Regions from separate parts of the Homo sapiens genome. Here regions 1 and 2 are each linked to region 3. A link is a loop called in an ENCODE intact Hi-C map of the cell type or tissue named here. Cell type or tissue: heart left ventricle. All regions are shown on one strand.

Region 1 (8,000 bases), 500 kb before region 3:
CATGCTGTGTATGCACTCCGGATGCACCAGCCCCTCATGATCCAGACCCTGGTGAGGGCCCTGCAGGCTGGGCTGGGCAGCTGGGACCCTGAAGGAGTGGGAGGGAGGTGGGTGGCCACAGGGCTACAGGAGGGACCAGGAAAGAGAGCTCATGGGGCACACAGAAGACCTTGGGGAGAGGGTTTCAGACACATCACCATCCTACCTGGGCTGTGCTTTCTATTCTGTGAAAGGGGAGGTGGGACAGGATCCTGTCAGCTTTGACACCATGGGACGGTGGAGGGAAGGTTTCTCAGTGGCTCCCTCTGCCCTCCTACCTGATCCCTGCCTTGCTGGTCAGGGCCTGAAAAATCTCCCTGCAGGCCCCCCTCGCTCCTCGCTGAGCAGCCTGATGCCTTTTCCCCTGGCAGAGCCAGTACGTCTTCCTGCACAGCTGCCTACTGAACAAGATTCTGGAAGGACCCTTCAACATCTCTGAGTAAGTCCCAGCTTCCCTGTGCCTCCCACAGGCAGGCTCCCTGCTCCTGTTCGTGGGCAGAGCTGAGCGGACTAGAACGGGGAGCTGGGGAACCTTGAGTGCCTTCTCCCTCTCCAACCCCCCCACCAGGTCTTGGCCCATCTCTGTGACGGACCTCCCGCAGGCGTGTGCCAAGAGGGCAGCCAGTGCCAATGCTGGCTTCTTGAAGGAGTACGAGGTACACTTCAGGCCGGGAAGTGGGTGACAGCCAAGGGCAGCCTTCCGCTGCTGAGCCAACCCTGCAGTGAGACCTCCCAGCCTCAGGGCACCCATCTCCTTCCCAGCTCTTGCTGTAGGCCATCAAGGACGAGGCTGGCTTTTCCGCACCCCCGCCTGGCTATGAGCAGGACAGCCCCGTCTCCTGTGAGTCTCACTGTGGACCCTGTGGAGGGGCAGGGGGCCAGCGTGGGCTGGGGACCTCTGGCAGCTTCACCCTCACTGTCTTCCCTCAGATGACCGTTCTCAGGGGCAGTTTTCTCCGGTGGAGGAGAGCCCCCCTGACGACATGCCCGAAGCCTGGCTCTTCCCTGTGAGATGATGCTGGTTTTGCCACTGTTTCCTGCCCTCTCTGACCACCTGTACTTCCCGGGCTGGGGCTGCTGGGGGCTCCCAGAGTTGTGGACTGGGCAGGGGGCACCTTCAGTCTCTGGAAGCCAATGATCTGTGCTCTGCAGGGTGGGCCCTCTGGCCGTGATCATACGGTGCTGACTGGCCCCGCAGGGCCAAAGGAGCTCTGGGAGCTGGTGTGGCAGCACAGGGCTCATGTGCTTGTCTCTCTTTGCCCACCCAATGTCATGGAGAAGGTGACAGAGCAGAGGACAGAGGAAGGGAGGCTCAGGAGTTAGGGGTGAGGATGGAGGCGGGTAGTTTGTGGTGCTGTCTGTGACCAGGGCAGGGGCAGAGATCTCAGGAAGTTGCCTGAGCAGCCCTAACTTGGTCCCAGCCATAGGAATTCTGGCCAACGGAGATGCAGCCCGTAGTCACAGACATGGTGACGGTGCACTGGGTGGCTGAGAGCAGCACAGCAGGCTGGTTCTGTACCCTCCTCAGGGTCACACATGTAGGTGCTGGGGCCACAGGGCATGGGGTGGTGCATGGGGAAGAGTCCTGTGTGGGCTTCCTCTGCCCTCTCCAGCACCAATGCTGATCATGTCTTTGCCACAGGGGGAGAGCAGGAAGGAAAGGGAGGTGCAGAGACTGCAATTTCCATACCTGGAGCCTGGGCATGAGCTGCCCGCCACCACCCTGCTGCCCTTCCTGGCTGCTGTGGGCCAGTGCTGCTCTCGGGGCAACAACAAGAAGCCGGGCACACTGCTCAGCCACTCCAAGTGTTGTTGGACAATGGTCTTGGGGGAGTGGACAATGGTCTTGGGGGAGCGGACACTGGAAGCCCCTCCCTGCCCTTCTGGCATAGCCTCAGATCTCCCTGGGCTCTGCTTGGGTTATGGGTCAAAAGGACACAGTCTCACAATGCCCCTGTCTTCTCCACACCCTACCCTGTCCTCAGGAATATGGTGGGAATTTACCGCCTCCCTCCCTAGGTCCAGGCTGGCCGGCTGACCAAGTGTCCGGTGTCCCTTCTCAGTCCCTGCGCCCAGGTTGGGTTTTCCCACATCCGTGGACACCCCCGCCACACCCCCTTTAGGTACCTCATCCACCTCTAGGTCAGTTGCAGCAAGGGTGCAACCCAGCTGGGCACCTTCCTGGCCATGGAGCAGCTGCTGCAGCAGGCAGGGTCTGAGTGCACCGTGGATATCTTTAACGTGGCCCTGCAGCAGTCTCAGGCCTGTGGCCTTATGACCCCAACACTGGTGAGAGGCGACCAGGGGCGACCGGGCTGGCGTGGGGGCTCAGCTGTGGGAAGGGGCGGGGGGATGAGGGAGCTTCTGCCCAGGCCTCTAGGCAGCACCACCCGGGTAGCCACCAGGTGGCGCTGTGGACCGCTGTGCGTTCTCCCAGATGGAGCCCTAGGGGTTGGGGGACACAAGGGAGCCTTTTTCTGTTAGATTGGGGCAGGCGGGGCGAGCCTCCTAACCCTATGTCCATCTCCAGAAGCAGTATGTCTACCTCTACAACTGTCTGAACAGCGCGCTGGCAGACGGGCTGCCCTGAGTCAGCACTGGTCACGGTGCAGGAGAGGTTTGTGCCCTGTGGGATGGGGACAGCATTCCTGACACATCCACGTGGGCCTGGGCTCCCTGGAAGGGCGGCCTCCACTGGGCCCTGTGCTGGGAAGGTACAGGGTCTTGGAATAAAGACCTGTGGCCAAGCCTGAAGCTCAGTGTGTTCTGTCTGTCCATCCTCAGGCCTGGGCCCAGCGTGTGGGTCTCGTGGGCAAACATGGAGCCGGGATGGAAGCTAGGACCTGGAGTCTGGTTGAACTTGGTGACCTATGGCCCCTATGCTGTTGGTTTTTCCCCTGAAGCAATCCTCTCCCTGCTAATCCTCCAGTTTCTAAATTTCCTCAGACTTTGGTCTCTCCACGTCTAGTTTCCTGTGGTGCTAAGCCCTGGATTCAGAATCACAGCTCCAAATTGTTTGTCCTCTGCCTCATCACCCTGTACGCACCATGCTGTATGCAGTAGGGTTTATCCTGTTTCCCACTTCCCTTCTCCTGCCATCCCCAGCCTTCTCTACCTGCCAGAGCCCCCAGGGGCCACCCTCAGCCCCCACCAGGATGGAGGTGCCAGAGCTACCCTGTTACTCGGAAGGCAGGTGCTGGAGGCACCCCTCAGGCGGAGGTGCCAAGTTTTCCCTGCTCCTTCTCTGTCTCCTTCTTCCTCCCCTCTACATAAGAGGTGGGGGAGAAAGCAGGGAAGGCATATGGAGAAAGGAAAAACCAGGAGGAGCAGCAGAGACCAGAAAAGAGGGTGGGGAGGCAGCTGTCTGTCCCACACACTGTAGGACTGCACTGCATACCATGTGCATGATTGCTGGTGGCCACATGAGCTCCTGCCTGCTTCCCTGGTCAGGCTGGGAGTTTCCAGGTGCAGTGCCTGATGCTGGACACTAACTGCCCCTGGTGGAAGGCCCTGGGAGGACACAGAGAAAGCCTGGAAAGATCAGAGCAAGAGTCCCTGAAATGGAGTCGGGTCTCCCCAAGGGGAAGCGGGGAGAGCTCTTTGGCCAACCTGAGTTCCTACTAAGGTGCAACGGGTCAGAAGTCAGGAGGGTCCTTCTCAGGCCTGGTTGAAGAAGGGTACAGAGGTCGTGCTGGCTGCTCAGCCGGGAGCTTTCCCAGAACGAGACTAAAGCACTGGTGCCCTCCCAGGAGGACTAAATGCCGGTGTCCTCCATATGCCATGTTTATCAGGAGCTGAGGGTGGGCCCCCTAATGACCCTCACAAAAGCAGGCTGGAGGCTCTGCTCTGAGCTGCCCAAGTCTGTCTCAAGCAGCTGCTGCTGAGGTTGCAACAGGGCTCAACCATGGCTTTTCCACTCTGGGAAAATCTCACATTGGAGCAGCAGGAGCTGCAAATGAGATGGAGCCAAGGCTATGGTTGAGTGAAGGAAGTGCAGGCTGGCCTGTGGTAGCTTTCTGCCATAGGGCAAAGGTGGCTCTATCTGTGAGTCTTTCTGGTCATGTAGGCCCATCCTCTAGCCTTCTTAGGAGGCTCATCTTCTACTTTCAGCGCCATGGCACCAACGGGAGGCCTAGGGTCAGGGTCTGCTCATTTCTTGGTCCGGCTATGCAGCCCCTCTAGCCCTGGGAGGTTATCGGAGAGTGGAGAGGTGTTGATGAGAGGATTCTGGCATGTGGAAGGACAGGGTGGAAGAAATCCTGGATGCCTCTGAGGTCCCAGGTTTCTGGTATACCCTCTGGCTGGACCATGGGGAGACAGGGCAAAAAAGGAAGGAGGGGTGCCCACAGCCTGCTCTAGCTCTGCACTGGGGCTTGGCTCAGCATGGGAGAGACCAGAGACAGCAAGAGGCTGCGTGAAGGAAGCACAGCCAGCTCACTATGGTCTAAGGAGAGAACAGGGATTGGCCTCAGTTTTAACCACCGTGCCCTTTGCTCACCAGGGCTCTGGGGCCGGCCAGGTCAGCCAGTTGGTGGGATTCCAGCCTCAGGGTGGCCGAGCTGCAGGTGCAGCACCCGGCCTCCAGGTGGCGCCAATCTGCTTACTTTGAGGTGGCCTCTTGACAAGCAGCTGAGCTGCACGCAGTCCCTCAGCCTGCCGAGGTCCTGGGAGCAGGGATCAAGGTGGTCCCCGTAAACCTGACAGTAAACCTGACAGAGGCTGCAGGAGTGCATTTCCACCCAGGGTGCACTCAGCGAGTGGAACTCCACACCCGTTTCTTTGGAGTCAAGGCGCGACCTCTCAGGGAGGAGACTGCTCCTGGTTGCCCACTGCCGGGTCATCCCAGCTTGCAGTGGAACCCTCCGCAGCCTGGCCTCTTCCAGGGTAGCCCCTCACTCCCCTCTCTCTTGTCCTAGGATAAGGCCGAGGAGGGCTGACGAGTTCCAGCTCTGGGGATGCCCTATCAGCTGTGTCACCTTGAACAAATCATTTCTCCTCTTGGGTCTCTGTTTCCTCCAGTGTGAAACGTGGTGAAGGCATGAGGGGCTATGAGAGCCCCAAGGCCTCTTTCAGAGATCTCCTCTGGGTCCCATGTGACCCCGTGGCTATCCCCAAAGGCAAGAGGGTCCCCAGCCCTGCAGCCAAGGCCCTGGGACACCCTTTCTAAACAAGTGCAGGTCTCTGACGGGCTGAGCTTTGCTCGCTTGGGTTTCTTTGCTTTTTTCCTTTTTTTATCTTTCCTGAATGAAATTCCTGCCAGCTCCGAAGGAAGGAGGGAAGGGAGCTAGCCGCAGCGTAGAAAGTTTCCTTGACTCCTCCTCCGGCTGGGTCTCCCTCCCTTGCCAAGCCCAGCCTGTGAAACTGAATAACGAAGATCACTCAACAATGCCTGCTCCTCTCTGACTGCACCGCCCCGCCGCCGACGCCCAGTAGAGCCCCCGGGGCGGTCCCCACCGACGGCGCAGCCCGCCGGGACCGGGAGAAAGCAGCTGCGGACACCGCGCCCGTGCGTCTGCGCGCCTGGCCGCCAGGTGACCCAGCAGCCCGGCCGCCGAGATGCCCAACCCGCCCAGGCTCCGGGCGCTGTGACTTCGCGCCGCTGTGTGCGCCTCCCCGAGCGCCGGCTGCGCCCCCCAGCCCGGCCCGGGGCCTACCGCCTGCCCGGCCCCCTGCCACTGCCAGGAGGACGGCATCATGCTGTCTGCCGACTGCTCTTGAGCTTGGGCTGTCCGCCATACCGGGGGACCTGGATCCCCTGACGGCTTACCTGTGAGTACTGCCCGCCTGTCTCCACCTGGTACTGCGGGCTGCTGGCTTGCACCCAGTCCTGGCCTCAGCAGGACACCTGCTTGCTTGGTGCCCTGGGGCGTGGGCATCCCGGAGAGGGTTCACCCCCTTCCAAGTTGACCGTTGCGGGACTGGGGAGGGGAGAAGAGTCTGAGACTAAATATCAGGCGAGCAGGGAGACCAGGCTTCCCTGACTTGGCTTCCCCATTGGCCTCCGTGCTTGTGGGCTGACTGCGGGAGCCCAGGTTTGGCAAGGTGGGTTCTGGACCCTAAGCGGGAGGGCGCGGGGCTGGCTCCCCCATCTCCTGTTGCTGCATTCTCTTCCAGCAGAGCAGTGCCCAGGATGGTGGCTGAGGGTAAAGCTGACAGAACTGGAGGTGGAGGTGAGGGGAGCGTGCCCCAGTGGGGTGGAAATAATGTCTGTTCTTCTGCCATGGTGAGGACAACAGGGCTGTCACACTGAGGCTGGGTGGCCTTCTTTGGGGGGGGGGTCCCAGAAGCTGGGAGGGGGGCCTTATCCACTCTTGTCTCCTCAGAAAGGGACTCTGCCAGCACCATCTCCCTTTACTGGGGCCTCCCGGCTCCCCCAGGGGCCTCCCTAAAGTCATGTCCCAAGAGGCTGTGTTGGAGACACTAATTTGTGGGCAGGCGCGGAGGCTGAAAAGCGGAGAACCATTTTTAGCGTCTGAGTTGGGGTGAGATGGCCCGTGAAGGGGACCCTATTGGGGGCAGCTGTCCTGTCCGTCTGGCTCACAGGAGCTTCCCCTCAGAGCTGGAGGGCTGGGGGCTCTCGCTGCTTACCACATGGGCAGGAGGAGGGTGAGAGAGCACATTCCAGGCCACCTACCCGCACCCCCAGCCCCGCTCTGGGGAAAGGAGACCTCCTCCAGCCCAGCTCTGCAGGCTCCATCAACTTCCTCAGAGGAGCTGGGAGCAGGTGGGAAAGCCTGGGGCCTTCTGCTGAGGGCTAGGATCCCAGAGCTCCTTCTGGCCTGAGAGAGACCCCTCATGGCTTCTAGCATGTGGGAGTTCTAGCACGTGGGAGCTTAGAGGAAGAGGACGCTGGGCGAATCTTTATAGGGGCCTAGCAAGAATTTGTGGAACTAAAAGGATGCTCAGTGTTGGCAGTGTCCTGGTGGGAGGCAGAGGGTCCCAGATGGCAACTCTTCATGGGGCTCCTCTCCAAATGTCCCTGTCCCTAGGTTGGGATGTCCTCCTCCACTCCAAAAGGCACAGGCTGTGGGCCAGGTAAGGGAGTGAGAAGAGAAAAATAATGCCCATCTTCTAGAAGGACAAATGGAATCCTTCACAGTGCAGCAGGTGACGGCGGAGGCAGTCATGGGAATAAAGCTACCAACTGCACAGAGGCTGGGTGCTCAGCATCTGGCAAAGCAGGGCAGGCTCCGGCCCCAGCCCACACCCAGGCCAGCCCTGCTTTCAGCAGTTTTCTATCCTGGGAGTATGTGACATTGGTTCATTGGAAGACAGGGTCCTGTGGCTAAAGAGTTTAGATATGACTTCTGTGGAGCCTTTCTCTGGGTGAGCTGAAGGAAGGTCCCTTGCCTGGGTTGAAGGGGCAGGGGAGATAAGGCCTTCCAGAGCTTCCTTTCCCAGTGTTAAGTCTTCCTAGACTGATTAATGATCCTTTTTCTAGAAGGACCTGGGGTAGGAGGTACACTGTCACCTTTGGAATTCAAGCATCCTACCATCCATGCTGGCAGAAGATTTTCCCACTAACTTGTCACAATTCCCTGGGAGCTGTGAAGTCTGCATTTGGGTTCAGTGGAGGTGGGGTTTTCTGAGCTGGTCTGTGTCTTCCTGGGGATTGAGAAAGCCCCCCTCTCTCTCAAGACTCAGGGGATGCTTCTGAGAATGGCGGAGAGAAGAGAGGGAGTGGGAGCTAGAAAGAGTACGATGGGTCCTGAGGCAATGTGGGGAATTTAGCAGTGGGGTCTGGAATATTGGAAGGAGGTAGCAGAGGACCGTGTTCCCTGCCCTGGGCTGGGGAGGGGTCCCATCAGGATGGTGCATGAGGGATATCTACAGTTGTCCTGAGGGTGTCTCAGAGGAGGAATTTTCTTTCTTTGCCCTCTCTGGAGAACAGCTCTACCACAAAGGCACCTGAAGGTGGGGTTGAGGGCTGGCATGGAGAAGAGCCAGGGTGGGGAAGTCTT
Region 2 (8,000 bases), 290 kb before region 3:
GTAGTTGTTGTAACTGAGTCCTATGGACAAGCTGCCTGCTTATATTCAGGGTCATGTGCCAGGATTCCTTATCCTTTTCATCAGTGTCCTTAGCCACAAAAACAGTCCCAAGTTTCCCATTTTGTATGAGACAGGACTTGGTTATGGAGTCAGGACTTTTCCTTATTCTTTGTCAGATAGCCACTCCCTAACTAGTCCCAAGGATTTGGTACAGTTACCTGGGTTTGGAAGTTTTGCTTCTCTTTGCAATCCAAGTCTCCATTTGCTATTACTGGCTCTGGCAGGCTGAGGATGGGCTAGGGGTTGTCTAGACCCCCTCATTTGATGGCAAAGCTCCCAGCCTGTACTCGTCTTAGAGTATCACTCTCACACTGCCAAAGTGACCAAGAAAAGGTGTAGTATAGCATTGCCTAGGCCATTTGAGCAGGATACAAAACACATTTCAGCATGTTCAATGTGTCAGGGGCATGGGTGGTAAGTGGCTCTAGGGGACTGACATTGTTCCCATATGGGCAGCAGGCCTTGGGGATGTACAAGGTCACCAAGGAGATATCACATGACCACAAAGATCATTTGCTGAAGACTCAAGCAGAGAATGGACCCAAATGGATTGGTATCATTTAGGCTGGACAACCTGTGCCACCACCCCAGGCTTTTCCTTTAGGTGGCTCAGGGACTCCTGGATGTTGTCCCTTTGTAAAAGGTTTCATAGTCTGACTGACTATATTTTCTTTCTTTGTGGCTGATGTGAACTTGACCTGAGAGTGGTAATCTACTGAATGCTCTTCTGTATGCTGGCATCCATTAATGGGCCAGGCCTGCAACCCATGGCAGGTTGGTGGAATCATAATCCTATGGTCCACTACCATCTCCGAAAACATCTGCACTCTAGTATATATGTCCAGGAAACTGCTCAGGGGAATCCTAGCAGCCTTGCGGTCTTGCAGGCTTTTTCTACTGTAAGAGTTCATCTCTTTCACAGTTGCCTCATAGGTTATGCGGAGAGAAGCTCCGTTGTGGGCAGAATTAGTCTTGTCCTTGAGAGGCTTGTCCACAAATCCAAGTGAAAAGGGAAAGATTATCCTCTGACATTGAGGTGAATGAGCTTCTTAGTGGAGTTATACCTTCCAGGATGGGTTGTACCCTAAGATTGATTGGTATGCTCCTTAGTGGGGCTATGGCCTGAGACATAACATAGGCTATAATATCCAACATAGACTACAATATCTTCACTTTATTTAAGTTGCATACTTCAGTCACCTTAAACCTCTGATGGAAAGTATCAAATAGTAATTTGATGCCTTCCTGAGTCAGATAAGGATGAGGTCACCATGTAAAATGTTGCGGGAAGTCAGGGACCCCAAATGGAGGGACTGGCTGAAGCCATGGCAGAAGAACATGGATTGTGAAGATTTCATGGACATTTATTAGTTCCCCAAATTAATACTTTTATAATTTCTTATGCCTTTCTTTACTGCAGTCTCTAAACATAAATTGTGAAGATTTCATGGACCCTTATCACTTCCCCAATCAATACCCTTGTGATTTCCTATGCCTGTCTTTACTTTAATCTCTTAATCCTGTCAGCTGAGGGGATGTATATCACCTCAGGACCCTGTAATAATTGCATTAACTGCACAAATTGTACAGCATGTGTGTTTGAGCAATATGAAATATGGGAATCTTGGAAAAAGAACAGGATAACAGCAATTGTTCAGGGAATAAGAGAGATAACCTTAAACTCTGACTGCTGGTGAGCCGGGCGGAACAGAGCCATATTTCTCTTCTTTCAAAAGCAAATGGCAGAAATATGGCTGAATTCTTTTTCTCAGCATGGGACATCCTGAGAAAGAGAATACGTGCCTGGAGGTATAGGATTATAAACAGCCCCCCCAGGGGCGCCTGTCTCTTATGGTTGAGACTGCAGAGATGAAATATACTCCAGTCTCCCATAGCGCTCCCAGGCTTATTAGGAAGAGGAAATTCCCACCTAATAAATTTTGTTCAGACCAGTTGATCTCAAAACCCTGTCTCCTGATAAGATGTTATCAATGACAATGGTACCTGAAACTTCATTAGCAATTTTAATTTCGCCTTGGTCCTGTGGTCCTGTGATCTTGCCCTGCCTCCACTTGCCTTGTGATATTCTATTACCCTGTTAAGTACTTGATGTCTGTCACCCACACATATTCGCACACTCCCTCCCCTTTTGAAACTCCCTAATAAAAACTTGCTGGTTTTTGTGGCTCGTGGGGCATCACGGATCCTACCAACGTGTGATGTCTCCCCTGGACGCCCAGCTTTAAAATTTCTCTCTTTTGTACTCTGTCCCTTTATTTCTCAAGCCGGCCGACGCTTAGGAAAAATAGAAATGAACCTATGTGATTATTGGGGTAGGTCCCCCGATAGTAGAAGACATTTCTGATAATGTGATATGCTCCTAAAGAATGACAGCTGCCTGACCAGAGTCATTCCTAGCATGAACTACCACATGGTTTGGCCTGCTGGGCCTGGGCAGCCGCCCCAGGGCAGCACAGACAGGACAGAAGCCAGACAGTGGATGTCCTGCCACTTAGGTCCTGCAACCCCTGCTGCTGTGGCCACACTCTGCCTCCTAACAGACAGTGTTGGCACTGACCCAGACCTCAACAGTATTTTAAGCCAATATTCTCATCCTCATGTCATGAAAGCATGATTGAAAATTTTGTGACCATTTGATAATGGCCTGAGATTATACTGTTAGCTCACATGCTGAATGAATTAGAGTCAGTTGAGCTGTGCCAGACAGAAAACTTAAAAATAAAGGTACTAGAAGTGTATTTCTCTATTACTTAAGTAAACTTGTAAGTTTTCAAGGGCTAATATGGTGGTTTTATGATAATCAGGTTCTACCATCAGCCAACATGGCTTCAAGTCATGGCACAATGATCACATTAGCATTTCAGGTATCAGGAAGAAGTTGGGCAAAGAAAGCCTCGCCTGTTCTTTTAAAGGACACTTTCTGGAAGTTGTACATTCATCATTTTCACTTATATTCTATTGGCCAACAAGTTCATGCAAAGGATGCTGGGAATTTAGTCTTTGTTATGCTTGGCCATATGGCCAGTGAAAAACTGGGGCAAGAAAAAAGTATAAATAGAGGGGACTACTAGCAGTTTCTGTCCTATATGCTTTAGCGGATGCAGGGGGAAAAAAATCTAAGGAGAGGAACTGTAGATATCTTCTTTGAAGGACATAGAACCTAGTAATTGCTGAGTCTCTAAAGAGACATGAGTTGTCATTGTTTAAGTTTTAAAGTATGTATGTGTTTTGGGACTGATTGGTTTTACTAACAAAGTGCTACAGAAAGAGTGTGTTCTCCCTGGCTGTGTTAAGAACTCTCACTTTCTCTCTGAGCCTTTTAGATTTTATGATTCTTCTTGAAGACCAGGACTGGTAAACAAGGTGTTGGAAGAAATTACAGAGAGCTGTGGAATCAACAGGGTTTTTGGAATCAGTTGTGTGAGAGGCACCAAGAGTTCTTACTTGGGGAGGGAAAAACAAAGGACTATCTCGTTTCTCTTTATTGCTTACAATTCTGATATAATAACTTGATGAAAAGTTTTTGAAATGTTTATTACTTAATGGTAAATTCTAGCATATTCTATACCAACTTGTGTATGTATGCCTTTAGAAACATATCTAGTAGAATTGCTGGGTCAAAGGAAACTTACAAATTCTGATTGATAGTGGCAAATTGCCTTCTAAAATAGTTTTACCATTTTACATACTGAGCACATTTTTACATTTTTACTGTGAAGACTGATAGAAAAAGAAATGACACAGCAACCTTGTGTGTTCTAAAACATTTTTTAAAAATAAAATTTCCACTAGAGGGAGAGGTTTAGCTATCTGAAAATTAAAAAGTAATCTAAATAGTAAAACCCTCAATTTACAGAATATTGTTGTAATAAAGTTATATTAATATAATATTTGAACTAAACATGACCTCAAATCATGTTAATAGAATGTTAGAACAAAGTGATGACTTATAGTTTGTCTAGGTCAACCCTATTATTTTATAAGTAAATGGATCCAGAGAGTTTGAATGATTACTCATGTTGGTGCAGCTATTGTTGTCCAAGGTGGTTGGGACATAGAGCTCTGTTGGCCAGATTTACTTTCTGGTGTTCTTAGTACTACATTTGTGAAGAGTTGTAAGGCCATCAGAATTAACGTTTATCAGCCTTCCATAATCCAAGCAATATAGTCAATTAGATTGGTAGGAGTTTGTGGGGAAAGTGGCAGGTTAAGTATGTTTCCATAACTTCTGTCCCAATGAAATGAACAAAATTATTCAAAAAATAAGCAATTTTTTTAAATGGAAGAGAATACAATTCCATTATCACAGGCTCCAAAGAAAATCTGTTTGATATTAATGACATTTGAGTCTAAACACTGAAATCCAATACAGGGTGCTTCATGAGAGATTTGTAAGTTTTACAAAGTTAAGCTGGCCACATTGGCTCACGCCTATAATCTCAGCACTGAGGGAAGCCAAGGCAGGAGGATAGCTTGAGCCCAGGAATTAAAGGCCAGCCTGGGCAACATAGCGAGACCCTGTCTCTAAAAAATATATATTTTTTTAAATAAAAAAGAAATTAGCCAGGCTTGGTTACTTACATATATAGTCCTAGCCACTTGGGAGGCTGAGACAGGAGGATTGCTTGAGCCCACAAATTCAAGGTCACAAAGAACTGTGATTGAACGACTGCATTCCAGCCTGGGCAATAGAGCAAAACCCTGTCTCAAAAAAAAAAAAAAAAAAAAAAAAGGACCAACTTAATGGCACCCTTTTCCTAAAGATCTCTACCCATAATCCTTCAGTTGTAGAGGAGAATGAGAACTGTGGGCTTAAGTGGACCATAGTAGAAAGGAATGTGGTACTGAGACACATGTAGGGGCTTTGAGGTCAGATTGTTTATAAGGTCTCTTCCCTTATTTACCAACTGGGGAGAATTGACCTAGTTAGCAGTACCACAAGCAGGGGAGAGATGGAAAGATGGAAAAACAATATTTTGAAGTCAGCTTTTGAGTTGTTAAACAGGATTCTATAACCCAACAAAAAATTTGTTTTTGCCTATCCTAATGGGTGAAAAGCTGAAATCTAACATGTATCTACACATACTTGACCAAGAGACCAGATGTGCTCCTGAGATTTTTGCTTTCCTTTTCCTTTCTTTGCTTTTTTTTCTGGTAACAGTTCTATTGAGATATAATTCACATACCATATAACTTACCAGTTTAAAGTGTACAGTTCAATACTTTTTTTAAAGATGTAATTTATTTGGAATCCAAGCTTTGTTTCACAAGTTTATTATTTATTTTTATTATTATTATTGTTATTCTTTTTGAGACTGAGTCTCGCTCTGTTGCGCAGGCTGTAGTGCAGTGGCACGATCTTGGCTCGCTGCAACCTCTGCCTCCTGTGCTCAAGCGATTCTCCTGCCTCAGCCTCCCGAGTAGCTGGGATTACAGGCGCCTGCCACGACGCCTAGCTAATTTTTTGTATTTTTAGTAGAGACGGGGTTTCACCGTGTTGGTCAGGATGGTCTCCAACTCCTAACCTCAGGTGATTCACCCGCCTCTGCCTCCCAAAGTGCTGGATTACAGGCGTGAGCCACCGCGCCCGGCCAGTCTTTGCTCATCTTATAGGTAAAAATGGCATCTTATCGGCCAGGCGCGGTGGCTCCCGCCTGTAATCCCAGCACTTCAGGAGGCAGAGACGGGGGGATCAGGAGGTCAAGAGATTGAGACCGCCTGGCACGGTGGCTCACGCCTGTAATCCCAGCACTTTGGGAGGCTGAGGCAGGTGGATCACGAGGTCAGGAGATCGAGACCATTCTGGCTAACACGGTGAAACCCCGTCTCTACTAAAAAATACAAAAAAATTAGCCAGGCATGGTGGCGGGCACCTGTAGTCCCAGCTACTCGGGAGACTGAGGCGGGAGAATGGCGTGAACCCGGGAGGCGGAGTTTGCAGTGAGCCGAGATCGCGCCACCACACTCCAGCCTGGGCGACAGAGCGAGACTGTCTCAAAACAAAAACAAAAACAAAACAAACGAGATTGAGACCATCCTGGCCGACATGGTGAAACCCCATCTCTACTAAAAATACAAAAATTAGCCGGGCGTGGTGGTGGGCACCTGTTGTCCCAGCTCCCCAGCTTTGGGGAGAATGAGGCAGAAGAATCGCTTGAATCCAGGAGGCGGAGGTTGCGGTGAGCCGAGATCGCGCCACTGCACTCCAGCCTGGTGACAGAGCAAGACTCCGTCTCCAAAAAAAAAAAAAAAAGGCATCTTACCTTATTGTTTTAATTTACAATTATTATTAGTGAGATTGAACTTTTTTTGTTTTTGTTTTGTTTCTGTCATGATTACTCTTTCCTTTTATTTGGTGGCATTTCATTTTGCATATTTCAAAAGTATTTTTGTCTTTTTGAAGTTTACTGTGCTTTGATACAGAAATTTTTATCTTTATTTTAGAATAAGGAGAGATTATCTTCTGCTGTTACTGACCTCAACATAATAATGGAGCCCACAGAATGCTCAGAATTAAGTGAATTTGTGTCTAGGTAAGCTATTTTACAAACTTACTTTTTTAGAGAAAAAAAGTAAATTTACACTTTACAGTTTTAAGTTTACCTTTTCCTCTTCTTAGTAAGTAAATAGGTCTTCTCTGAAAGTATAACACCACTGTTGTGCTTATATTTGAGCCCATATTCTCTATATCTATCATTCTTTCATTTAGTTTATATTTATTGCACATTCACTATGTGCTGGGTATTAAAATTAAAATGTGAGCAAAAAAAGACACAATCCTCAGTCCTCATGGAATTGACAGTCTAGTGGAGAAGTTAGATATTGATCAAATAATGGCAGAAGTAAATATAAAATTATGGCTATGTTAAATGCTACAAAGGAGAGTTACATAATGCTGTTGAAGTATATATCAGGAATTTTTGTTTTTTATTATTTTTGTATTTTTTTTTAAATTAGAGATGGGGTCTCACTATATTGCCCAGGCTGTTCTCAAACTCCTAGGCTCAAGCAGTCCTCCTGCCTTAGCCTCCCAAAGTGTTTATCAGGAATTTGACTAGCAGAGAGAACATGAAATCATTTGCTGAAGCTTGAACTGACATCTGAAAAATGAGTAGGTGTGAACTAACAAAGAGGGAATAACTTTGCTGAGCACTGTGCCAGCAGGGAGCATGGTGTCTGTGAGCAATTGACACAGGGCCACAGTGACAGGTGGAGGCAAGAGCCTAGGAGAATGGTGTAAGATGAGGTTAGGAAATTAGGTAAGGTCCATACTACTGGGAATTGGGTATAAAGAGTGTTATCACAGTCCCAGGACCAAGTGAAACTATTGAAAAGTTTTGAGCAGGGCCTGAGGAAAGCAAAAGTGTGGCATCCTAGAAAGAATTATTCTGGATACTATGGGGAAATGGAATGAAGGGGTGCAATCATTGATACAAGTGAGTCAATGACTAGTCTTTTAAAACAGTTCAGGCAAGAGAAGTTTGTAGTTTGGACTGAAATGATGATACTTAGCTAGATGGATTTGGGGGATAATTAGGAAGCAAAAATGAGTGGGCATGGGATTGCTTGAGTAAAAGGGATTAGAGGTCATTCACAGGGGATAACTCTTTGATTATGGTGGTCCCGTCTGCTGTTAAGGGAAGGTTGGAAGAGGACCATTGTCAGGTGACATTATGACTTTATTTTGGACATATGGGACTTGAGTGCCTTTGAAAACACTGAAATAAAAATGAGAAAGAGGCAGCACAGTAGAGGTGGGGGTGGGAGATATAGAACACTGGAATTATCTTCTATTGGGTAGGAATTAAAGCCTTGAGCAGGAATGAGTTTGCCTATGAAGGAATATAGAGTAGAACTAGAAAAGGCCCTAGAACTGAGCCTTGAGGAATTCTAAAATATACTGGCTGAATAGAAGGGAA
Region 3 (8,000 bases):
GAAGGAATGTCCTCAGCCTACTCCTCAGCTTCAGCTTCACAACTACCCTCTTCAGGTTCAATTACCAGAAGCTAACTTCCTACAAGAGAAAAAGGGCAGGCCCTTCTATGACAGCACGGAAAGACCTCAAGCCACGTTTCTCCCACCAGTAACATCTTGCAAAGCTACAATATCACAGCAAGGTGAGTGATGCTGACACAATCCACAATCTTATTCAGATATCTCGGGTTTTACATATATGCGAGTGTGTATGAGAGTGTGTGTGTGATCACACGTAGGTTCATGCATCCACCACCACAGTCAAGATACAGAACAGTCTGATCACCACAGGGATCCCCTGGTTTGACCTTTTATAACCACATCTACCTCCCTTGTTCCTCCTTGCCAACCCCTGGCAACCACAAATCTTTGCCATTCAAGGATGTTATACACACAGAATCATTCAGTGTGACCTCTGGAGATTGGTTTTCGTCACCAACAAAGCCCCCTGGAGGTCCACCTGGGCTGTTTAGCAAGAGTCTGTTCCTTTTTGGTGCTGAGCAGAGTTCTGTGGTATGAATGCACAGTCTGTCTGACCCGCTGGAGGTCACCGTGGAAAGACATGTGGGTGGTTTCCAGTTTTTAGCTGTTACAAAAAGGGCTGCTGTGAACATTTCTGTACAGGTTTTTTGGTGAGTGTCAGTCTTCATTTCTCTGGGATAAATGCCCAGGAGCACAAGTACAGGGTAATTGCGTGTTTAGTGTGTAGGAACCTTCCAAACTGTTTTCCGGAGTGACTGTGTCATTTTCCATCCCCATCAGCAACAGATGAGAGATCCAGTTTCTCTGCACCTCCATTTGGTGTTGTTTCAGTGTCTTTATTTTAGCCCTTCTGCTAGTTAAGTAATGTCTGCTTTAGCTGCTTACAACACTACATTTACATATCAGGTTAAAAGATTAAAGTAAAATTAAAAAGTAATCCATACTTATTTTGTGGAAAACTGAAAAATACAGAAATACATAAAAAGGAAATAAAGTCCTGTTTCTTCTCTTAGGAAAAAACCCGCCACACTGCTGTTTATACCTAAATCAACGTACCCAACTGGCAGACAGCACGAGGCAGGTGCCACTGCTTTCTTCTCACCCCAGGGCTCCACTTGGAACTCTCCTCACCAGGATGACAACTCTGCCCTGGGCCTCTGCTAACATCCCTGTGGCCCTTTGCGTCAGAGCCTCACCTGAGGCTTTACCAGACATCCTCAGTTCTCCTCAAAACAGACAGCTGCAGCCCCAGTTAAAGAAAGCACTGAGGGCTCTCTCCCAAATGTGAGCCACAGACATGTCAACGGGACAGGGCAAGTGGGTCCCAGGGCTCCAGGCAGCGGTGCATGCACATGTGGGGAGGAGCGCCAGCTCGCTCCAGAACAGGTTTCCTCACTGCTTATTGTCCTGTAAAGGCTTTGGCAGCCTAGTAAAGCCTATGGGCCTCTCTCAGAATAACTTTTTTTTTTTTTTTTATGAGATGGAGTCTCGCTCTGTCGCCCAGGCTAGAATGCAGTGGTGCAATCTTGGCTCACTGCAATCTCTGCCTCCCAGGTTCAAGTGATTCTCCTACCTCAGCCTCCCAAGTAGTTGGGACTACAGACGCCTGCCACCACGCCTGCTTAATTTTTTTGTATTTTCAGTAGAGGTGGGGTTTGACCATGTTAGCCAGGATGGTCTCAATCTCCTGACCTCATAATCCACCCGCCTCAGCCTCCCAAAGTGCTGGGTTTACAGGCGTGAGCCACCACACCCGGCCCAGGATAACATTTTAAAATGTGTAATATAAAATACAGGTGGCAGAAATGTAAAATACCAAAAAAAAAAAAAAATGTTTTTTTGAGACGGGGCTTGCTCTGTCACCCAGGCTGGAGCACAGCGGTATGATCACAGTTCCCCGCAGCCTTGACTGCATCCTCCTACCTCAGCTTCCCAAGTGGCTGGGACTCTAGGCACACGCCACTACGTCCAGCTAATTTTTTAATTTTTCTTTTGTAGAGATGGGCGTCTCACTATGTTGACCAGGTTGGCTTCCAACTTTTGGTTTTAAGTAATTCTCCCACCTCAGCCTCCCAAAGTGCTGAGCCAAAATATTTTTAAAAACAAATGTATTCCGTAGTAATATGTAACATTTAATGCAGTGATGAATAAACCACATCTCAAAGTGTCTGCAGTTACAGTGTGAGACGGAAAGTCTGTTTTTTTATTCTCTTAGTGGCAAACTCCTGGGTCCTGATGAACCCACAGGCTCATTGCCACATTCGTAATGGAAAGAAATGCTAAATTCCAGGTACAGCTTAGTGAAAATGAAGATGCCATTTTTTTCCTATCCAAGCTCATGGAGCCCTGAATTTCACAGACCCAGGAAGTACAGGGCCAGTCCTCTTCCCTAAGAGACTCCTGCAGGCTGTCCCTTGGCCTCGGTTCTAAGGGAAGGAAGCCGCCCGCATACAGCCAGGGGCAGGGCAGAGGCACAGGTGGGGTCCCAGGACCCTGGCAAGGGCCTTGTAGCAAGGGACAGTTGGCAGAGAGCCTGTTGTGGGCTGCTGAGAAGGCATGCAGATGGGTTGCAGATCGGCCGCCCCTGGGGCCTGACCCCACCAGGAACGGGCCAGGGCAGAACTCAACCAAGGGAAATTCCCCTTAAAACCTCAATGCACCACCACCTGCCCCAGTTCATCTGGGAGAAACTTCAGCCACTTCTTTTTGATCCCAAGTTTTCTGCTTTAAACCTCAGGGGTAGGTAATGGAAAAAAAAATACAAAAAACAAAAAAACAGATTAGTGCTAAGAAGCTAAGGATCACACAGCAAGTTTTTGGATGGGTCTGCCCACCTTCGTTAGCGCGAAGGCCACTGTCCCGTCATCCTCAGTGGAAAGGTCAAGCAGCTTCTGGTAAAATGCTTCATCATAAGGCCCATCTATTTGTAAGGTTTTTCTGAAGAAGAAAGCACAATAAAAACAGGATGACAAAGCCGCACGGAGGTTGTTTCTTAAACTGCTAACAGTCTACAAAGCCCAGCACCACTAAACATCACACATTTTGTTTTGAAAAACACATAACAGATCTATCTCCCTCATGTTAAACATCAAGGTTTTTAACAGAACTCAGCAAGACCAGAACCAGCGAGCCTTGAAGCTGAGCCTTCTCCTGTTCATGACAAGTAGCATCCTGCGTCAGAGATGCAAGGAAGACCAGCGAGGAAGGAAGAGGATCCTGGCCCCGACTGGACACCGCGGGTGTGGACCCCAATGACCCGCAGTGAAAGCCCAGGACAGAGGCTGGGCTGACACAGAACGACCTGCAGGAGCGCTGCTCAGCTGTGGAGCAACACTGCCCTCTGCAGGCTCAGCCCCATCTTGGGGTTTCGAATTAGCAAGGTCACAGACGTGCTTTCTTTTCTAGAAACAAGTGACCCTGTTCCTCCTTTACAAGGCACTACATTCCAGAGCAGGCCTGGGCACCTGGGAGCGGAGGACTGGGGTAGGAAGTGGCCGGCATGCTTCATCCTCCTGGGAAGCTGTGCCTTGGGAGGCGCATTCTTACCCTGCCCACTCCCACAGTCTCCTCTCAGGGCTGCCCAACAGGGGGACCGCCCGACCTCACCTCTCCTCGGGAAACTCTTCCAGGTATCGCTCAACCCGGTTGTACAGAGGGTAGAGGCCTTCGATGTCCAGCAGGTCCAACATCTGCACCTGGAGGGTTTTGTACAGAAGACAGCCCTTCGGTAACCCCGAGCGCTCTGGGGTGTTTTTTCCTACCGAGAACATCAGGGGAAAACGAGAGCATGTTGATTATCAAAGAACGTGGAGGGAGACACAGGCCGGCGCAGACCGCAGGGCTCATCCTGGGCTCCGCCATACGGGCATCACCACAGGCAAGGACTGCACCCTGGACTGGCACTAAGGACAGACGAGATGACGCTCCCGCCTCACAGAGCTGCTGGAGCTGCAGCGTGCCTGGACCACACTGGATGCACCAGGCCAAGCACAAAGGAGGGAGCAAGAAATGCACATGTCCTGCCTCGTGGCTCTCCTCTCCCAACACAACTCTCAGAATGTCCTTTAGATTCCACCACAACAGCCCTGGAAGTCACTTTATGATCTAAGTTTAGACATAATCCTCATTTTAAGTCAGGTCACAAAATTTCTTCTTTTTCTTTTCTTTTTTTTTTTTGAGACAGAGTCTTGCTCTCTGTGGCCCAGCCTGGAGTGCAGTGGCGTGATCTCGACTCATTGCAACTGCAAGGCAAGGAATTTCTAAGATCCTGCTGACATCCTAAATCTGCAAGACCACTAAAGGAGGAAAACCCTGGGACACTGTCTGCAGAGTCCAGAGCCATGAGCCCACACTGAGAGGCAGGTAAGACCTGGGCTGGCGACAGGCACGAGCTCAGAACCAGCCACACAGAGCCACAGACAGGGGTCAAAGCCACTGACAAGGACCTGTTATATCATAGGGACAGAGGCAGAAACAAAACTCCACTTGCCACTCACAGTTGTTTGGCACCTGTGCTGTACAGGGTGCCAAGTGAGCTTGGGAGGTACCAAGTCCCAGATCATCTCCTGCCACTGAAGGGAGCAACCATCTCCCACAAAGAACCAAACTACAGGCAAAGACACAGTAAGAAAGGTGTCCATGCAGGGGGAAAACTGTAGTCAGCTGCAGATTTCACTAGGACCCGGCACGAAAATGCCAACATGCAGGGAAACAGGAGTAAAAGTTCACATGCCCAACTAGAGGGGATTTGTTAAAATTACAGCAGATCCATGCATGGTCAATAAAGAACAAAATGCATGTGATCTCCAGGCGCCGTGGCTTACGCCTGCAATCCTAACTTTCTGGGAGGCCAATGCTGGCAGATTGCTTGAGCCCAGGAGTTCAAGACCAGCCCGGACAACATGGAGAAACCCCATCTCTACAAAAAAAAAATACAAAAATTAACTAGGCGTGGTAGTGCGTGTCGGTAGTCCCAGCTACTCAGGAGGCTGAGGCAGGAAGATCACTTGAGCCCTGGAGGTGGAGGTTGCAGTGAGCCAAGTTCACACCACTGCACTCCAGCCTGGGCAACAGAAACAGACCTTGTCTTTAAAAATAATTAATTTAAAAAAAAAACATATATGTGATGATATAGATACAGATTTATGCTAGTTAAGTAAAGAAAGTCAAGTTACAAAATGACATGTAGAGTATGATCTTATTGTTTTAAACTGCACATCCCAGCAGCCAGGGCCCAGCTCCACTCCCTCCTGTCTGTGTCCATGTCCAAAAAGGTCTGCAGGAGCCCCGGGGTGCTGTGGCGCCTCCTGTTGGTGCCCCCAGACCACCTCAGCAACTGGTGCCATCTGTCGTTGCAGACACAGTTGGCTTCCTTAAAAGCAATTATGTGCCCAGATTATAGGCATAATTTTAACAAAATTTTCTGAAATGATCAGGAATCACTTTCATAACAAGAAAAAAAAAACCCCCACAAAGTTCATTTGTAGTGAGAAAACATGGTGGCTCATGCCTGTAATCCTAGCACTTTGAGAGTCCAAGGCAGGCGGATCACTTGAGGTCAGGAGTTTGAGACCAGCCTGGCCAATATGGCGAAACCCTGTCTTTACTAAAATACAAAAATTAGGTGTAACGGTGCGCACCTGTACTCAGGAGGCTGAGGCAGGAAAATCACCTGAACCTAGGAGGTGGAGGTTGCAGTGAGTCGAGATCACACAACTGCACTCTGGCCTGGGTAAGAGAGTAAGATCCTGTCTTGAAAAAACAAAAGAAAAAATTGGCACAGATAATAAGGCAGGGCTTAGGGTATGGGTTGGTTTCTGGTTGCACACAAGCAGGACTGCTGTCTTCAAACCATCTCAGGCTCCCAGAGACCATGGGGTCTCTATGGGCTGCCAAGAATCACGGGCAGCGTCAGCTCATGAGATGTCAGGACATGTGGCAGCGGCCAGGCCCGGCTCCTGTCTGCAAGGAAGGCGTCCCGCAGTCCAAAGGCCCCATGGGTCTGTGTCTTCACCCCAGACTTGTGAAGACATCCCATTGTGGTAGGACCCAGCCCTGCAGGATTTCTGTGCCTCAATTCTCTCTGTCTAAGGAACAAGCCAAGGAAAACCTGTCCCCCGGGTTGCAATGAGGATCCAACAGGATATATAACATGGTTGAAAACATTCAACAAACCAGAGAGGACCACAACATATGGATGATATTCTGGGGGAAAATCCTACAGCCCAAATGTGTCCTGCAATTTACAGATGCAGATAAAAGGCAAGAAAGGGAGTCTGCATCTGGGGGTGAGAGGCAGCGAGGCCCCGTGCTGGGAGCCCTGGCGTAACCAGGTGGCATCCCCCAGAGCCCCCAGGAGGCTGTGCTGACCGCCTGGCCACCCATGGGGACTGCAGAGTCCCAAGGCCCCTGCGGCCCCCACCGCCTACCTGGGGAAGGCTGGGCCCTACCTTGGCAGCGAAGGCTCCTACTGAAAGGGCTGGCTTCGCAGACTCGCGGGCCCTGAGGCCCGAGCCCCGGACTCAGGGTGCCTGCCCGGCCCTTGTCCGAGCCACTCAGCAGCACCCGTGTGATCACGTGCACCAGCTCCCTGATCACAGCCCTTGTGCAGTGGGGCCCACTGGCCAGGCCGTTGGAAGGGAAGAAGAACGGCTTCAGGTGGTGTGCAAGCTCGCTCCAGTCAGCCACGGGGCTCCGGGCATCTTTGCAGCCGTAAATCAGCTCACCATTCTTCAGACAGGGAAAAGAAAGAGGGAAACGTCAAACCACCAAGCTTGTAGGAAAAGAACTCAGTCCCCACCACCAGCATCCCAGGCAGCGGGTGAAAGCCAAGGGCCCTGATGCTGTCCACCCAATCTGGGGCCGCTGCATACTCCGGCTCCTCCGGGGAAATCCACCCTCACGAGCTGTGCTATCAACCAAGCACCAAACCTCAAGACATGAAAAGGAAGGAAAGTTTCAAAAACTAAAGAGCAGTGCCCTGGCCTGACCAACGCCCCCAGACAATGATCCACAGTATATTCAGAAGCCAAGAGCAAATGCTCACCACAAGTGACAAACTCCCAAAGCCACCAGCCCAGTTACTCAAGAACCTGAGGGCCTTGGCTCTGGCCCTGAGCAGACAAACGTGAGGATGGCAGTCAGCACCAGCACCACAAACGAGTGTGTCCTGGGGTTCAGGCCACGCCCAGGGTGACCCCAGTGCTGGGTGGTACAGCTGAGCCAGATGGTGGGAGAAGCTGCTGGCATCACCAGTATGGTCCATGCTCAAGACGGTTCTGCCTTCTTAAATCAAGCCCAGCAAAGAAACTCCTTACAACATCAACACTTAGATTCACACATTCCCAGGGCACAGGCAGGGACATCTGCTGCCATGCCCAGGGGGAGTCAACACCATGACTCATGGGGGTCTGGATGCTGCCCAGGGGAAAGGCCCCTGACAGCGGCCAACCCCAGGAGAGTAGCAACTCTTTAAACCTTATTTATTTCTTTTTAAAAAAAAATTTTAATGTTTTTGAGACAAGGTCTCACCCTGTTGCCCAGGCTAGAGTGCAGTGGAGCAATCAAAGCTCACTACAGCCTTCAACTCCCAGGCTCAAGCAATCCTTCCACCTCAGGCTCCCAAGTAGCTGAGAACACAGGCGCACACCACCACACCCAGCAATTTTTTTGATTTTTTGTAGAGACAGGGTTTTGCTACGTTGCCCAGGCTGGTCTTGAACTTCTGGCCTCAAGCAATCCATCTACCTCAGCCTCCCAAAGTGCTGGGGTTACAGGTGTGAGCCACTGCACCTGGCCCACACCTGGAACTTCAGAGCTTTCAGGGTTTTCTGTCTTGCTGGCTTTCAATACTGAACCGGACCAGATCGGCGGGAGAGCTGATGGAACGCACAGTAGGTAACATGCCTTGGCGGTGCCCTGTTATCTTAAAATCATTCTGCATCCCTTCTCTTAATCCATTCCCTTTTCAACTCTTTCGA

Evidence for each region. A loop is a pair of places that touch in the nucleus more often than their neighbours do. Peaks named below come from ENCODE experiments on the same cell type or tissue, not always from the same donor. Only the 100,000 strongest peaks of a DNase experiment are listed, where the experiment ranks them.
Region 1: a loop joins it to region 3, with 7 times the contacts of the local background. A loop is called at or near these places in 81 of 110 quality-filtered maps.
Region 2: a loop joins it to region 3, with 12 times the contacts of the local background. A loop is called at or near these places in 65 of 110 quality-filtered maps.

Annotation. Positions count from the first base shown.
Region 1 is chr9:92,135,843-92,143,842 of GRCh38, forward strand. It overlaps LINC00475 (long intergenic non-protein coding RNA 475), which reads left to right and starts at 5,625. Exons shown (of 4, transcript NR_027341.1): 1 at 5,625-5,808. It also overlaps the pseudogene LOC100128076. RefSeq lists enhancers at 4,172-4,751, 5,331-5,910, 5,911-6,489 and a silencer at 5,475-5,654. In heart left ventricle, CTCF peaks have their summits at 2,457 (motif pointing right), 2,666 and 4,614 (motif pointing right); DNase peaks (open chromatin) are centred at 2,439, 2,721, 4,629, 6,714 and 2 weaker places; H3K4me3 peaks cover 1,485 bases; H3K27me3 peaks cover 702 bases.
Region 2 is chr9:92,339,174-92,347,173 of GRCh38, forward strand. It overlaps CENPP (centromere protein P), which reads left to right. Exons shown (of 8, transcript NM_001012267.3): 4 at 6,526-6,614. It also overlaps the pseudogene LOC100420779. Among named protein-coding and RNA genes, the nearest start is that of CENPP, 17 kb to the left of the region's middle. In heart left ventricle, a CTCF peak has its summit at 3,868 (motif pointing right); no DNase peak of the experiment used is centred here.
Region 3 is chr9:92,631,531-92,639,530 of GRCh38, forward strand. It overlaps IPPK (inositol-pentakisphosphate 2-kinase), which reads right to left. Exons shown (of 13, transcript NM_022755.6): 9 at 6,471-6,750; 10 at 3,628-3,778; 11 at 2,856-2,958. Among named protein-coding and RNA genes, the nearest start is that of IPPK, 35 kb to the right of the region's middle. In heart left ventricle, CTCF peaks have their summits at 3,355 (motif pointing left) and 5,359 (motif pointing left); a DNase peak (open chromatin) is centred at 3,331; H3K4me3 peaks cover 239 bases; H3K27ac peaks cover 1,953 bases.